Regions from separate parts of the Homo sapiens genome. Here region 2 is linked to region 1. Evidence: chromatin loops called from intact Hi-C (ENCODE). Cell type or tissue: A673. All regions are shown on one strand.

Evidence for each region. Hi-C counts contacts between places; a loop is a spot of excess contacts. Peaks named below come from ENCODE experiments on the same cell type or tissue, not always from the same donor. Only the 100,000 strongest peaks of a DNase experiment are listed, where the experiment ranks them.
Region 2: a loop joins it to region 1, with 3 times the contacts of the local background. A loop is called at or near these places in 41 of 110 quality-filtered maps.

The regions. Positions count from the first base shown.
Region 1 is chr15:73,076,623-73,084,622 of GRCh38, forward strand. All of the region lies in intron 1 of NEO1 (neogenin 1), which reads left to right. Among named protein-coding and RNA genes, the nearest start is that of NEO1, 28 kb to the left of the region's middle. In A673, a CTCF peak has its summit at 4,933 (motif pointing left); DNase peaks (open chromatin) are centred at 2,339, 3,149 and 4,919; H3K4me3 peaks cover 1,256 bases; H3K27ac peaks cover 2,301 bases.
Region 2 is chr15:72,718,456-72,726,455 of GRCh38, forward strand. It overlaps BBS4 (Bardet-Biedl syndrome 4), which reads left to right. Exons shown (of 16, transcript NM_033028.5): 7 at 4,339-4,392; 8 at 6,073-6,200. Among named protein-coding and RNA genes, the nearest start is that of BBS4, 36 kb to the left of the region's middle. In A673, CTCF peaks have their summits at 3,823 (motif pointing right) and 3,839 (motif pointing right); a DNase peak (open chromatin) is centred at 3,816.

The sequences.
Region 1 (8,000 bases):
CTTCATTCTAAGTTTGTATTTCCAACTCCCCCAACCTCAGCATGTTCTCCCCACCCACCTCCTCACACCCCAAAGCAGTCCCTGTCTTTTGTTAACTGATTTTTTTCTTTGGAAGCAAGCCTGATCTTTCTCACATTTATTTTGCTACTGCTCAGGCTACCTTCTTTTCTTATCTCTACCTTTCCTCTTTCTCACAACATTGCTGTTCCTCTTCAAGGATTTAGAAGGATCATGTTTTGGTTTATAAGACAACTGTGTTTTCTTAGGTCCTTCTTCTCTCCAGGGATTATTGTAGGAGGTAAGGCACTTTCTGTGGAAGAACTGAGTTATCAGAAAAAGTTCAGAAACATATTCTATGATTATTTAGAGGAAAACTGTAGGATAGTGATATCTTATAATAACATAGCAATTTTTTTAAATTAATTAATTTATTTATTTTGAGACAGAGTCTCTCTCTCTGGCACAGGCTGGAGTGTAGTGACATGATCTCAGCTCCCCAGAACCTCTGCCTCTCAGGTTCTAGTGATTCTCCTGCCTCAGCCTCCCGAGTAGCTGGGATTACAGGTGCCCGCCACCACGCCTGGCTAATTTTTGTATTTCTAGTAGAGATGGGGTTTTGCCATGTTGGCCAGGCTGGTCTTGAACTCCTGACCTCAGGTGATCCACTCACCTCGGCCTCCCAAAGTGCTGGGATAACAGGCATGAGCCACCGTTTTCAGGTTGTCATAACTACATTCTAATTGACTGCATATTTTTAAACACAAATTAAACTAGTTATGTTCTCCACCCTACTCAGTTTTGGCAGTATAAAGGCCTGTTTCACAGAGAAGAACACATAAACAAGTAAGTACAAGGAAGCTTGTGTGAATGAAGTTCTGCTGTACAGCTCAGTGACTTTCTCTGATTTAAGATGTAGCTCTTGGCAATTTCAAATAGTTTGTGTTCTCTGAAGGAGAAGTCCAGTCTATTTAACTGTGTTTAGCAAAAACTAATTATGATTCTCTGATGGGAAATAGATTCTCAGACTCATTTATTCATTCAACAAGCATTTATTGAGCAGCTATGTATGAGGCACTGTGCTAGGTAACGGGAGAAATAAGTTACCAGTCTAACAAATGGCATATCATACGTAAAAATAATACTGCTGAGGAGAAGGTGATATATGCTGTAAAAGGGGTGCAGAGTGCTTTGGGTTTTCTAAAAATGAGAAGGTTACTTCCATGAAGCAACTCAGTGTAAGCTTTATGGGATGATAGAATTTGATAGATCTTGAAGGCTGGGTACATGGTTCCTCTGTCCATTGCGCAGGATGTTGGCCCTGGCTTAGCAGTGGAGACAGACCTATGGCGATGGGAAGCGGGAGAGGAAGTATAATGAGCAAACATCCAGAAGTGGGAAAGCATTGGTGATATGGGCAACAGAAAGTAATTTACTTGGAGGTTTAGGGTGGTGATGTGAAGTGGCACAAGAAAGGGATAGAAAAGAAGCGTCCTTGATCTGACAGTGGTGTATACTGTGAATTGGAAGAGTGGGTTCAGTCTAGGCTGTTTACCCAAGTTGGTGTTTCATGGACCATTGTTCTTCTAATCTAGTAGTTTAATAGTTTTATATTAGGGGAGGGGAAAGTGTTCCCTGTTCAAGTAAGCTAGAGAATCCCTGCAGGAGAAGCAGGGAGAAGGATATTGACAATGTAGAATGCTTTCTGTGATATACTGTATTCAGTTGTGTTGCCGTATTAAACACAGTGGATGTTTGAATGTTCTGTAGATTTTTATCACCTGAAATTTGTTGGTTTTCATGCTGATGTCTTCAAGGATGATTCAGGAGGAGCAGTATAGGTGGCTGGTCTAGTTTCATTTCCCAGCCCCAGTCCACAAAGGGCTCTGTTTATCTAAAACAATGGCAGTGTTTCCTACCGTCCTGCTAAATAAGAGGTCTAACACACAGTAAAGTGTTCTTAAAAGATTTTAGGGACACTGAGGTGTAGGGTGTGGCACGGGCAACCGTTGGTTGCACAGATACAGTAGATGCTCTATGTTTCTATTGAGTTAAGATACAGTTAGCTGTATTTTCCTTGTATCTTTCTGCAGATCTCTTCCTTCATGCCTCCTCTAGAAACACTAGCAGCGCTGGGTGTTTCTAAGGTCTTGGGGACCTTAGGCAAGCTGGTTAACCTCTCTGTGCTTTAGTTTTCTCATGTGTAAAGCACTGTGTGCTGGAGATTTTTAAAAAGTGTGTTGATATAGTAAGTCATTTAATCTGTGGTTATATACCTAGTAAATGACAAGCAGGAATTTGAACTCAGGCCAGGCTCTTAACCAGCTTGCTGCATTACGAAATACTAAACAGTGTGGTTTTCCCTCCTGGAATTCCCTTTCTTTCTAAGTGCATTATCTCTTATACCCTTTGTTTAGTCAGACTACTTCCTCTATTTCAAAGAGAAAGGAAAGAAGCTCTTTTTTAATTGTTCAGAGTTGTGTATGGCAAAGAGAATGCCCAAATAGATTTTGTTTTGGAATCTTATTGTTACTGGTTGTTTACTGCCCCACATCCTTAGCTCCAAAGAGCAGAGAGGATTTACTGTGAAGTTTGGCATGTATTGTAGGCTATTATGCCATGTAATAGGCCCAAAATTGTGGCCCTAGGAATACAAATTATGTTAAGACATTTAAGGCAATTTCTAGAAATCTTTTTCCCTTGAAAAGAGTACCAATAATTTTTCTCGCTAATGGCCAAAATTACTCAAATCTTACTTTTGGACTTTTAAAATATATTTTTACTGCGTTATAGTTGAAATGTAGGTATGGTTGAAACGTAAATCTAGATCTTAAGTGTACTATTCAATCAATTTTGCTGTTGGTACTATTCAATCAAATAGGCCAGTGGGTTTTCTTTGTATTTAATCAATTAGTATGGGAAAATATTTTTATTTTAAATAAATGTCTCTCTTTATTTTTTGTGTATTTCTAAATTCATATGTATTTTCAACTCATTTTTTCACTCGGATACATAGTTTAACAACAGCCTATTGGAAGTACTCTTTTATATGAGTTTCTGCTATACTTGAATAGTTTCCCTTCAGAAATGAACTGTTTGTGTTGGAGCTACATAGAGTGAATAAATTTCCTGGGCGGAAACGATAATAAAATATTCAGGAAGTTATTAGGAAATGAGAACTTGTGTTCTTGTTCAGTCAGATAAGCTTCTGAGACCTTTGCATATATCAAAGCAGATTGTATTAGAGGAAGGAATGAGAGATTTGGCAACTTTCTTCTAATAGTGATAGGGACCTTGGTCAATAGAATGATGGAATATATGATGTATAAATGAAAGAAAAATTCTCAAAGCAAAGTTGTTTGAGAATTGTTTTTTCTCTCTCTTTTTGTTTGTCAGGGAAGAAAAGTGAGAGCTTTCTGAAGTTAGGTTATGTAAATAACCCAGTAGGGAAAACTGTTCCTGGGGGAGACCTACAAATAATTGATGGCAATAAGCTTCAGGAGTATGAAAGAAGTGGATGAGTATGCCTTTCCCCCATTGATTCCACTCACATTTTTTCTTCTCTGTGCTTTGCTCTCTTGTTGCCATTAGACAGTTTCTATCTGTCCTTAATTTTAGCCAGTTTGTTCTAAAGTAACTGTGAACACTGTAACTCTCTAGCCAGTGCCTTTCTTTTATTGAATGGAATTGGTGTACTAGTTGTTTTATTTAACAAACAGAGTTTATAGGCTTGTTTTTTCCTCAACATGTCTTCATGGCAGAGACAATTTACCCTTAAGTTGGTGAGCCCTGGATCCCCTCACTTGCATAGACCTCTTCTAGGATCTGGGAGAGGCTCTAGCAGTGTAGTGTGTTTGTTAGTTACATATTTTTGTAACATTTGCAAAATTGAAAAATTTTTTTCCATTTTTTTTTTTCTTCAAAAAGGCCCTCAAATTATATATGCTTCAAATTTCACAAAACTCAGGTCAGCCTTGGTTCATGGTAGAGGTTGGGTGTTGATTTCTAATTGTGGCCGAGGTAGATTTGGTTAGTGGATTAAAGGACATGAGGAAGGAAGCATTAGTGAGGAAGTTGAACCATTGACTGGTGTGTATAGTGGCCAGGGATCTCTTTCTGAGTGTCAGGGGTCATCTCTTCTCCCTGCAAACATGGGCCAGAAAGAGGCGGGAGAAGTTGGGTAGGACTGGAAGAAGGACAGTGGAGGGAAAGGTGTGCTGCAGCCAAGGTGGTAAACAAATTAAGGTGTTCTCCTTAGATTTCAAGGATGCATTTGCAAATAGCGTTTTCAATAGCATTTTAAAATAACTGAAGAGTCATTTCAAGATAATATATTTCATCTTGATAATAATACATTTTAAGAATTTTAGAATTATTGAAAAATTTGAAAAGTCAATTTCATAATTAACTGATTGACTTGAGATTAAAGTCTTTATCTTATTAATTAGAATATATTGCTGAACACATAAAACACAGACATGTTCATTTTTGAAGGGCGTTGCTGTAACTTGGGTTTTGCTAGCTTCTTGGTTTGGTAGATGTTTCATCTCTCTCCCCTTTTTCTCATTGTCTCACCTGTATTTTTTTCTACCTTTTCATTTCATGTTCCCTTTACTTTGGGATTCAAACTCCTCTTAGACTTCTCAGGATTTTGAATGACTGGACTATAGATAATCACATTTTAAAACTGCATTTTAATATTCTGTTCTCTTTAAAGAAAATTAGGTACTCTGCATGGCCTGGGGACAAATTTACAGTTAAATAGAAGTATAATGTTCTGAGGGCCAATTGTAACTACCCTGTGGTTAACTGGCTCAGGTTCAAATACAGTTAAAATTATTTTACTTTTCCTAAAATTCCTTCTAATTGGACTAACTTATCAGGGTTGATAAAAACATTTCCAGAACGTAGTATGGATCTGCCACCTGGTGGTGAAATATTACAGCAAGTACTAAGTGTTTTGTTTTTTTTTTTCTGAGACAAGGACTCACTGTCACCCAGACTGGAGTGCAGTAGCACCATCACAGCTCACTGTAGCCTCGACCTCCTGGACTCAAGCAATCTTCCCACCTTAGCCCCCAGAGTAGCTGGGACCATAGGTGCATGCCACCACACCTGGCTAATTTTTAAAGTTTTTGTAGAGATAGGGTCTCACTATGTTGCCCAGGCTGGTCTTGAGCTCCTGTCTCAGCCTCCCAAAGTGCTGGCATTACAGGTATGAGCCACCACACCCAGCCAAATACTAGTATTTTTTTTTTTTTTTTTGAGATGGAGTCTTGCTCTGTCACCCAGGCTTGAGTGCAGTAGCCCAATTTTGGCTCACTGCAACCTCCGCACTCCCTGCTCCGGGCCCAAGTGATTCTCCTGCCTCAGCCTCCCGAGTAGCTGGGACTACAGGCATGCACCACTGCATCCAGCTAATTATTGTATTTTTAGTAGAGATGGGGTTTTGCCACATTGGCCGGACTGGTCTCGAGCTCCTGACCTCAGGTGATCTGCCCAACTCGGCCTCCCAGAGTGCTGGGATTACAGGCATGAGCCGCCACGCCCAGCCTAAATACTTGATAAGAATTTAATAATGGATTCTTGCCTTTGTGGCCATAATATTTAGAGTCGAGTCTACTTAAGCTCTTTAGATATGTAACATTTTCCTCCCCTAAGTTTTTTTCACTGAGAAAATGTTACTTAAATGCGATAGAGTAGGTAAATTTTGACTGATGTGTTTCTGTCTACCGCATCGTAATATAAGATGACATTTGTAGAATTACTGAGCTGAAATAAATTCTGCACACATTGAGAATGTACTCTCCTTAAATTTGAAGATGAGCTTTTGAGAAGAGAAGATTGCTGTTAATTTTTCTAAAATTTCAATGTGGATAGTCATTGATTCACAGAAAAAACAGTAATATGAAGTTCACAGAACAAAGAAAAAACAGTAAGATGAAGTTCACAGAACAAAGGATTTTTTTTTTTGGAAAGAAAGCATTTTGTTTATTCACTTAAAAATATTAGCAGGCATATTAAAACTACTTTTAGCAAATAGACTAACAGTTTTATCACCCTCAAATGAATTATTAATACATATCAGTATTTTATATATGGGCACTGTGTTAGGTATACATGATAAAATAGTGAAAATAAAAATGTCTCTTGTCCTCCTGGAGTTTATAATCTAGCTAGAATCTGTAATCTAACATAATGTTAAGGGCCATAAAGGAGAAGTGCATAATAGGGAGAGTTCACCCTGGCTAGTGTATCAGAGAAAGCTTCCCTAAGGAAGTGACGTTTCAGCTGAGATCTGACAGATACAGACCCTGGCTAAAATGTGTGTCTGTATCCCTTTAAAGTGGGAAGGAGAGTGGCAAGTATGAGGAATTGAAAATAACAGAGTGCCTGGAATGTAGTGAGAGAAGGGACTGTGGTGTGAATGAAAACAGGAAAGACGGTAGGAGCAAATAATTCAGGGCCTTGTTGGATGTGTATCAAGGACTTTGGACTTCATCATGAGAGTAATGGAAAGCTGTTGAATTGTGTAGTTAAGCAGTGTCAGATCAGATTAATGAGAAATGAATTGGAGCAGGGCAAAACTGAAAAGAGGTCAGGCAGTTGGTTAGAAAGCAATTGTGGTAGTTGTGGCTTGGACTAGAGAGTGTAAATGGGCGTGATGAGAGGCTGCCATATTTCAAATATATTTGAGGTAGAATAGACAAGACTTGGTGATTGAATGGGATGGAAGGGGGAGAGGTAGAGGGAGATGCCAAGGATGGGCCCAAATTTCTGGCATTCATACATTCAATAAATATATAAATATAAAACATATATATATATAAAACACAGTTTGGTCCTTAAAGATAGAAAGTCGAGTAGCCCCAGCGTTCAGTTCACAATACATTATCATTGGACAGTGCAAGATATCTCTTATTTTGTATTTTTTACTCTGCCTTCATCTGCCACACTCAGTCCCATTTCCCTTGTCTCCTTAGGCTTCTACTCTAATATGTTTTATATATGTTTTTGAATATGCATTAAATACATAAAATATGAAATGTTGTTTTGTGTGTTTTTAACTTGTGATACTGTGCTGTACATGTTATTTTCTTCGTTATTCTGCCTTATGTTCCTTATTACTAGCTGTATGGCCATAGGTAAGTTATATAATGATTTTTCTGTTTCCTCATCTGTAAAGTGAGGATAACAATAGTATTAACAGTACTTAGATTATAGATAAACTTTTTTAATCCTCCCAACAAGTATTCAGGTGTCTGCCTCAAGGGATCCTCCTGCCTTAGCTTCCCAAAACACTGGGATTACAGGCATGAGGCACTATGCCTGGCCTGTTTTTCATTTATTTTTTATTTTATTTATTTTCATTGACAAATAAAAATTGAATATATTTATTGTGGACAACATAATAATGTTTTAAAATATATAGGGATTGTGGAATGGCTAAATTGAGCTAATTAACATATGTATTACCTCATATACTTAACGTTTTTCTGTAGTGAGAATGGTTAAAATCTACCCTAGAACTTAAAGTATAATTAAAAAAAAAATCTCCCAGCGATTTTCAAGAATATAATACATTGTTATAATATTAACTACACTAACCTTATTGTACAATAGACCTCTTGAACTTATTCCTCCTATCTAACTGAAATTTTTTATCCTTTTGCTAACATCACCCAAATCCCCACCCTTCAACCTCTGGTAACCACCATTCTGCTGTCTGCATTTATGAATTCTACATTTTTAGATTACACATTTAAGTGACATCATGCAGTATTTGTTTTTCTATACCTGGCTTATTGTACTTAAAATGTCCTCCAGGTTCATCTTTATTGTCACAAATGGGAAGATTTCCTCCTTTTTAAAGGCTGAATAGTATTCCATTGTGTATATATACCATTTTTTCCTTTATCCATTCATCTGTTGATGGACACTGGGTAAATTCCACGTCTTGGCTATTGTGAATAATGCTGTAGTGAGTATGGAGGTGAAGATAT
Region 2 (8,000 bases), 360 kb before region 1:
AGTGAAGAACTAGATTTATTAGTACAGAGAATTAGCATGGATTTCCTTTGCAGTTCTTACGGGGCACTATTATTTTTGAAGTGTGTTCAATTTGTTAGTCGCTTTTCTTCTGTACATCGGAAGATTGAGTTGAGTCTTTATGCCATGGAGTATGTTATAGCTAACAGCCAGAGTGAAACTACAGATGAAGAAAAATTCATGTACTTTTCATTCAGTCGGTTTTTCAAAAAATGAGTATGTCTGCTATATGCCAAGCACTGATCTATGCCCTGGAGATGCAAAGATGGACTGTTGGATTATAAGATACTCAACTAGAATAGGAAATGAAGGAAGAAGAGCAAGGTTTGGAAGAAGGTGATGGTAAGAAATCAGAGTTAAATCCTGTCTTTCAGAGGATTTTGGATATGATAAGTTTTAGGTTCTGAGGGGATATCTAAATTGAGATGTGTCCAGTAGGATTGGATATAGAAATCTGAAACTCAAGTGTTTTGGAGTAGAGATGTGAATTCTGGAGTCAGCAACATAAAGGTGGTAATTGAAACCATTAGATTGGTTGACATTACCCTGCAATGAGCTGAGGATGGGACCCTGGAAAAAAAGAGTTTTTTACTTTTTTTTTGTCTGTTTGAGACGGCACAGGAAAAGTTACTGCTTTAATGCAGGGAGGAAGCCCTGCATTCTCTATGGGGGCCAGGATCATGGGGGTGGCCAGTGCCACAAATGGTCACCATACAGGCCAGGGAGGAGCCAGGGCCCACCAATAATCCCTGGAACATCCCTGGATGCTAGCAGTTTTTTACTTTCTAAATTTTTTTTTTTTTTTTTAAGAGACAAGGTTGCCTAGGCTGGAGTATAGTGGGGTGATCATAGCTTACTGTAACCTCCAACTCCTGGGCTCAAGTGATCCTCCTGCCTCTGCCTCCTGAGTAGCTGGGGCTACAGGTGCAAGCCACCATGCCTGGCTAAATTTATTTTGTGGAAATGAGGTCTCATGTTACCCAGGCTGGTCTCAAGCTCCTGTCCTCAAGTGATCCTCCTGCTTTAGCTTCCCAGAGTGCTGGGATTACAGGTGTGAGCCATCAAAAAGCAATTTTGAAGGACTGAGCAGAAGAAGAGAACCCATAGAGGGAGATAGGGAAGAGGTAAAGCAGGAGAGCTCAGGGTCACAGGGGGAATGGAACGTATTTCTTAATCTATCCAGTTGGTTGAAAGAGCTCATTTGGTATTACTGACTCACTTGGGATAACCATCCCATTGTTACTAGTAGATGTGATCATTCACAAAACAGCCATTCTTTTTTTTTTTTTTTGTTGAGACAGAGTCTCATTCTGTCACCTAGGCTAGAGTGCAGTGGCTCAATCTTGGCTCACTGCAACCTCTGCCTCCTGGGTTCAAGCGATTCTCCTCCCCCAGCCTCCTGAGTAGCTGGGATTTACAGGCACCCGCCACCATGCCCAGCTAATTTTTGTATTTTTAGTAGAGATGAGGTTTCACCATGTTGGTCAGGCTGGTCTCGAGCTCCTGACGTTGTGATCCGCCCACCTTGGCCTCCCAAAGTGCTGAGACTACAGGTGTGAGCCACCACCTTTTTTTTTTTTAACTTTAAAATTTTTCTTTAAAATTTTCCCCTTCATGGCATTTTTATTTTCTTTTTAGAATATTTTAATGATTTTGAATTTTACTTTTATTAATAGCCCTTACCTACCCTACATATTTCATAAGTACCTGTAGAAAACCTTATAGTAGCTGGAGCATGGTGGCTCATACCTGTAATACCAGCACTTTAAAAGGATGCTGAGTGGGGAGGATCACTTGAGCCCAGGAGTCTGAGACCAGCCTGGGCAACATAGAGACCCAGTTTCTAGGAAAAAAAAATAAAAATTAGTGGTCGTGTGCACCTGTAGTCCTAGCTATTCTAGAGGCTGAGGTAGGAGGATCACGTTAGCCCAGGAGGTTGAGGCTGCAGTGATGCGGTGAACTGTGATTGTGTCACTGCACTTCAGCATGGAAAGCAGAGCAAGACCCTGTCTCAAAAAAAAAAAAAAAAAAGAAACAACCTTGTAGCCCTACTTTCTTGGACTCATCAGGGTATTCCACAGTCTTGCTGCAACAGGGGAATAGTAATTCCTCCTGCCATTATCTTAGTTGACTTTTGGAACAGTTCTGTTAAGTAGGGAGAATTTCCCCCATTGACAAGTGAGGAAGCTAAGGCTTTGGAAGATGGAAGTTGCTACAGTGAGGTAGTTGCTGAGCCAGAACTGGAATTCAGACCTGTGATCTAGGATGATCTAAGATTCCTCGTCTTAAGACTGTGATCTTTTCCACTGTACCAACTGCCTTTGCAGGATGTCTGCTGGGTTCCCTTACCTCCTGAAAGATAGGATTTGACTCTGATTTGTTCTGTTGCCCTTTCCAAATTTCTTTTGCAGTTAGTTTGTTAAAGGTATATTGCTGCCTTCTCAACTATCTATGTCAAAGATTTTAAAAGGTCAGAGGTTAGCCTTCAGGACATCTATTTACTTACCTACCTTAACAATTCCTACTGTAGAGCAGGACATTTAAAGGACAAGAAAGGCTTTATTTCTGCCTTGTCTCTCTCCATGCATGCATTCTTATAGCATGACAAAGTTGGCAGTATACAAGTTTTGGAAGCAGGCCTGAGTTCAAATCCCAATGTTCTATAATATGGACATGATTTGTGATTGAATAAAAAAAATTTTTAAATGTGCGGCATTTGTGAGATAATTGGAAATTTTAACGTAATTGAATATCTAATATCAAGCAGTCACTACTTTTTTTCGAGTGTGACGATGTGGGTAGTTTAAGAAAAAGGCCTTATCTTTTAGAAATAAATACGGAAACATTTGTGGATAAAACGTTGGGCTGTTATTTGCTTACAAAAGTTGTGGGAGTAGATGGGGTGTGGATTGGATGGTTGTTGGGACAGGATGATTAGTACCTAATTCTGTCTGCACTTACGTATGATTGAAATTCTCCCTAGGATGTAGAACTAAAAAAGAAAAAAAAAATCCCAATACTCTCTGTCTTAAGTTAGGTAATCTACTCAACCTCTCTGAGCTTCAATTTCCTTATCTGTAAAATTGGAAAGATTATAACTATGTTGCAGGTTTGCTGAAAATTAAAGTAACATATATGAAAACATCTGGCATAAAGCCTGATGTTAGTAGGTGCTCAACCAATGGTTGCTGTTTTGTTGTTTTTACTATTTTTGGAGACTTGGAAAACATTAAATCAGTTGTTATCTCTGAGCCTGGGGGTCCATGTTTCCTCAGACAGGGACACATCTCCACTACTAATAGGGTAGTTCTTACTATGTTTCCCAAGAGCATTTTCCTTACCCTTGCTTTCTCCTTTTCCAAAGCTACCTTAAATAAAGGGAGGTTTATTATAAAGGAATTTGAGAGTCCATAAAACAGTATCAAGAGATGCAGGTTGGTCTTTTAGTGAAGCAGAACTGGAACGCTTCAGCATCCAAGGTAGCTACTCTGCCTTTTCTGCTTCATCTTTTCTTTCTGTAGATCAAAGGTTGGCAAACTTTTTTTGTAAAGGGCCAGTTAATAAATATTTTAATTTGTATAGCTTCATACAGACTCTGTTGCAACGACTTAACTCTGCAGTTCTAATGCAAAAGAGCCATACAAAAACAATAGTTGTGTCTGTGTTCCAATGAATCTGTACTTATAAAAAAGGGCAGGGAATGGATTTGGCCCATGGACCATAGTTTTCCCATGTCAGCTCTAGACTTCTGCAGATGGCTCCAATTACATGTATTCCATCACAGCAGACTCCAGGTGGCGCTGTCAGTCCTCAAGTTCACATCACCTAGTAAATTTAGTACTTGTAACTAACTAGCTCTCTTCCAATTCCAGATTCCTAGGGAAAGGACTTCAGTTGTGTCAGGTGTCACTATCCAACTGTGTTGCCTTAAGGGCGGAAATGTGTGGCTAGCAGCCCTCTCAGCAGGGGCTGTGGGTAGTCTCTCCTGAGAAGAAGGAGCAAAGGGTATGGGTGATGGGCAACTCTTAAAGAAAAAAGGTATGGGGATGGGCTGGGTATGTGCCCCAGGGTTCCCCATAGATCCAGGAAGATCACCTGTTTATTCTGCTTTTATTTCTTATAATCTGTATTTTTTTATGTTGAGGAACTTATTTTTAACAATTAATTTGAGTATGAACTCTAATAAAAAGCTGACTGTAATGCATAGTTTAAAGTTTAAACCTTGCCGAGCAATAACAATCTCTAGATGTCTGTTGTTTCACTCTAATACTTACTGTGGAATTACACCTGAGTTGTTTTCCTTCTTTTTTATGAGCCTAGGAGATCAGCCATAACCTAGGAGTTTGCTACATATACCTGAAGCAGTTCAACAAGGTAATTTATAGAAGTGGTGATAGATTTCACTGAGGGTGCACTTGTTGCAGAAGTTGTTACATTGCTCATTTGGTATTATCCCTAGTGCTTGCAGAGGTTTTTGGAACTGAAAATTGAAAGTACCTTTATACATTTTTTTCTGTTTTAATTCTCACTTGTCATTATTCATCTGTTGTTTTCTGCTTGTAATAAGAACATGGAAAGTTCTAGAAATATGAGGGAATGGCAGTTTTTCTCCTTTCTTCTTTTTCTCTACCTCCAGTTAAATTTCCCAGTTTAGAAACAGATGCTTAATAAAACATACATATCAAAAAGTGGACCCTTAAGTCTTAAAGGTGTGATCATGACCATGTGAGCTATCTCCATGCCCTGACGGCAACTTAGTTTTTAGGGTCATTGAAAATAAATTTTAAATTTTAAGTGGATCTGATTTCTGAGTTTTCAGTTTTAATTTTATAGTTATTTTCCATGATGAGAAATTATATTTCACTGTGATTAAGCTATAGACTCCTATATCAGAGAAGACAAGTTGAGCTTACCTCAAATTTGGTACTCAGGTAAGAAAAAGTATATATCATAATTGAGGAGTAGACAAAATTACTGAGAGCTCTAAAACTTAGTGATGAGAGCGTTGGGTAGTTTCCTTCATAGAGCTCACAGTTAGTGATTGTGAAGTTTTATTCTCCTTTCTCCGATGCCACCAGGACTGAGAATCTGAATTGGTTAGTACCCATTTGACAATGTTTAGTTTGTGTCAATTTGCAGACTGGTGTAACTAGTATCCCACACTGGTGTGAAAAAAAATATGCACATTAGCAGTTGGGGTGTAAAAGTAACTTTTCTCCTGAGATAACAATATATATACATAAAATACATTTAGTGGGCCCCTTAGGTTTTGTAGATGGATCTATAGTTTTATATACTTGGTTAGGAGATTTTTCTCTTCAGAGACAATTTCAAACAGGCACATTTCTATTCACAGGATTATTCTGAGTCAGGGGAAAAGAAGGATTTGTCTTTGGTTGGATCTGTGCTGAGAAGAAATATATTTAGATTTTACTGTACAGCTAACAGGCTAGGCAAATACAATACCTGGCATTTATATAAATGCTTGTTGAATCTGTGAATGACTAAACAAAGCCCTTTTGTTTACTAGGAGAAGGTAAGCTCCTCCAGAGCAAGGAGTTGGTTTTATAAACTCAAATATATTTAGCATCTAGAACAGCAAGCAGTTGGGTGAATAAATGAGAACAATCTATTTATTCATTTATCATCACATTGATGGGGAAACCTGGCCCACCATAGGGAAGGTTGTGCACTTGGTCAGTGTTACAGCTGGGATTTAGTTTAGTGTAGTACTCTACACTGTACTATGATGGCCCTTTTGACTTATGAAGTATGAGTCATAGGTGTGAATATCAGGCAGAAAACATTCAGAAAGATTAATCGTCTTGTATAAATTCTTCCAAGTGGCTCCAGAAGCAGATATCCCATGTTGCCAGCTGTCTTTTCAACAAGGACAGTTTTGGTATGTTTTGGTCTTTGGGTAGTGGGGGCTGTTTGCTGAAATGTGATGTTCCTATGTCAATACAGCAGAAAGTGTCTTTACATTAGCCATATAAAGGTATAGTTCGTTCAGTGGTAGTGATTTGGTTTTCTTTATTTTGTTAAACTTGTCAGGCACAAGACCAGTTGCACAATGCCCTGAATCTTAATAGGCACGATCTGACTTATATAATGCTGGGGAAGATCCACTTGCTGGAGGGAGACTTGGACAAGGCCATTGAAGTCTACAAGAAAGCAGTGGAGTAAGTGTATCTGTTTCCTTTAAAACAGTGAGAAACTAAAAAAATTGAGTGGATATGTGAACTCCCAAGCCTAAAAGAGTGAATATGTTTGATTAATTACTTACTGTATGAGTTAAAGGTTAAGCTGAAGTTTAAGAGCTCCCAGTAGCTTCAATAAGGTAGACTGTGTTTCTTTCTTACCTATAAGGATGACTGCTGCTTTAGGTTAGCTGGGCAGCTCTATTCTACAAGGTCAGCCAGGGATCCAGGTTTCTTCCTTATTAACTCACCATTCCTTAGGCTGTTGTCTTTACCTGCATGGTTGATGCTGAATGTAACATCCACATCCAGGCTGTGGTGGAAGGAGATGGTTTGGGAAGCTAAGCATGGAATAAGCATCTGGCTATATATATATATATATATAGAGAGAGAGAGAGAGAGAGAGAGAGACATGATCTTACTCCATCACTCAGGCTGGAGTGCAGTGGAGAACACAGCTCACTGCAGCCTCAACCTCTTGGGCTAAAGCAATCTTCCTACCTCAGCCTCCCAAGTAGTTGGGACTACAGGCATGTGCCACCATGCCCAGCTAATTTAAAAAAAAAAACTGTTTTTGTGTTGACAGGGTCTTGCTGTGTTGCCCAGGCTGGTCTTAAACTTCTGGGCTCAAGCGATCCTCCTGCCTCAGCCTTCCAAAGTGCTGGAATTACAGGTGTGAGCCACTGCACCTGGCCTTGGTAATAAGTTTTAAATGACCCAGAAATTGCACACATCGTTCCTGCTTACATTCCATGGTTCAAAACTACATGATAGTTACAAGGGAAGTGGGCAGACATGCACTCAAGAAGAAGGAAATAACAGATTTAAGAGTTGGCCGACAGTCTGCCATTTTGGTATCATATGTTAATAACAGATCTTCTGTTTTCAGAGATATTATTAGGGACAGAAATCTCCTGATTCAGTAAAAAACAAAACAAAACAAAACAAAACATTTGGCCTTATTAGCATGAGACCAGTATCTTTTTTCCCCCTTCCCCATTTTCCCTTCCCCTTCCCCGTTTTCCCCTTCCCTTTCCCCGTTTTCCCTTCCCCCTTTTCTCTTCCCCCTTTCCCTTTCCCCCTTCCCCCTTCCCCCTTCCTCTTCCCCTTCCTCCTTCCCTCTTCCCCCATCCCCCTTCCCCCATCCCCCTTTCCCCATCCCCCTTTCCCCATCCCCCTTTCCCCATCCCCCTTTCCCCATCCCCCTTTCCCCATCCCCCTTTCCCCATCCCCCTTTCCCCATCCCCCTTCCCCCTTTCCCCTTCCCCCTTTCCCCTTCCTCCTTTCCCTTCCCCCTTTCCCCTTTTCCCATCTCCCTTCCCCTTTCCCCTCCCTCTCTCCCTTCCTTCCTTTTTCTCTCTTTTCTTTCCATCCTTTCCCTCCCTCCCATTCCCATCTTTCTTTGTTTCTTTCTTTTCTTCCTTTCTTCCTTCCTTTCTTTCCTTCCTTTCATTTATTTCAACAGTCTCGCTCTGTCGCCCAGGGGTGAGTGCAGTGGCGCGATCTCGCCTCACTGCAACCTCTGCCTCCTGGGTTCAAGCGATTCTCATGCCTCAGCCTCCTGAGTAGCTGGGACTGCACGAGCACGCCACCACCCCTGGCTAATGTTTGTATTTTTAGCAGAGACAGGGTTTCACCATGTTGGTCAGGCTGGTCTCGAATTCCTGGCCTCAAGTGATCTGCTTGCCTTGGTCTCCCATAGTGCTGGGATTGCAGGCGTGAACCACTGCGCCCAGCCTTGTGTTGTTACTTTTAAATGGGATAGCTGTAGCAAAATGCCTT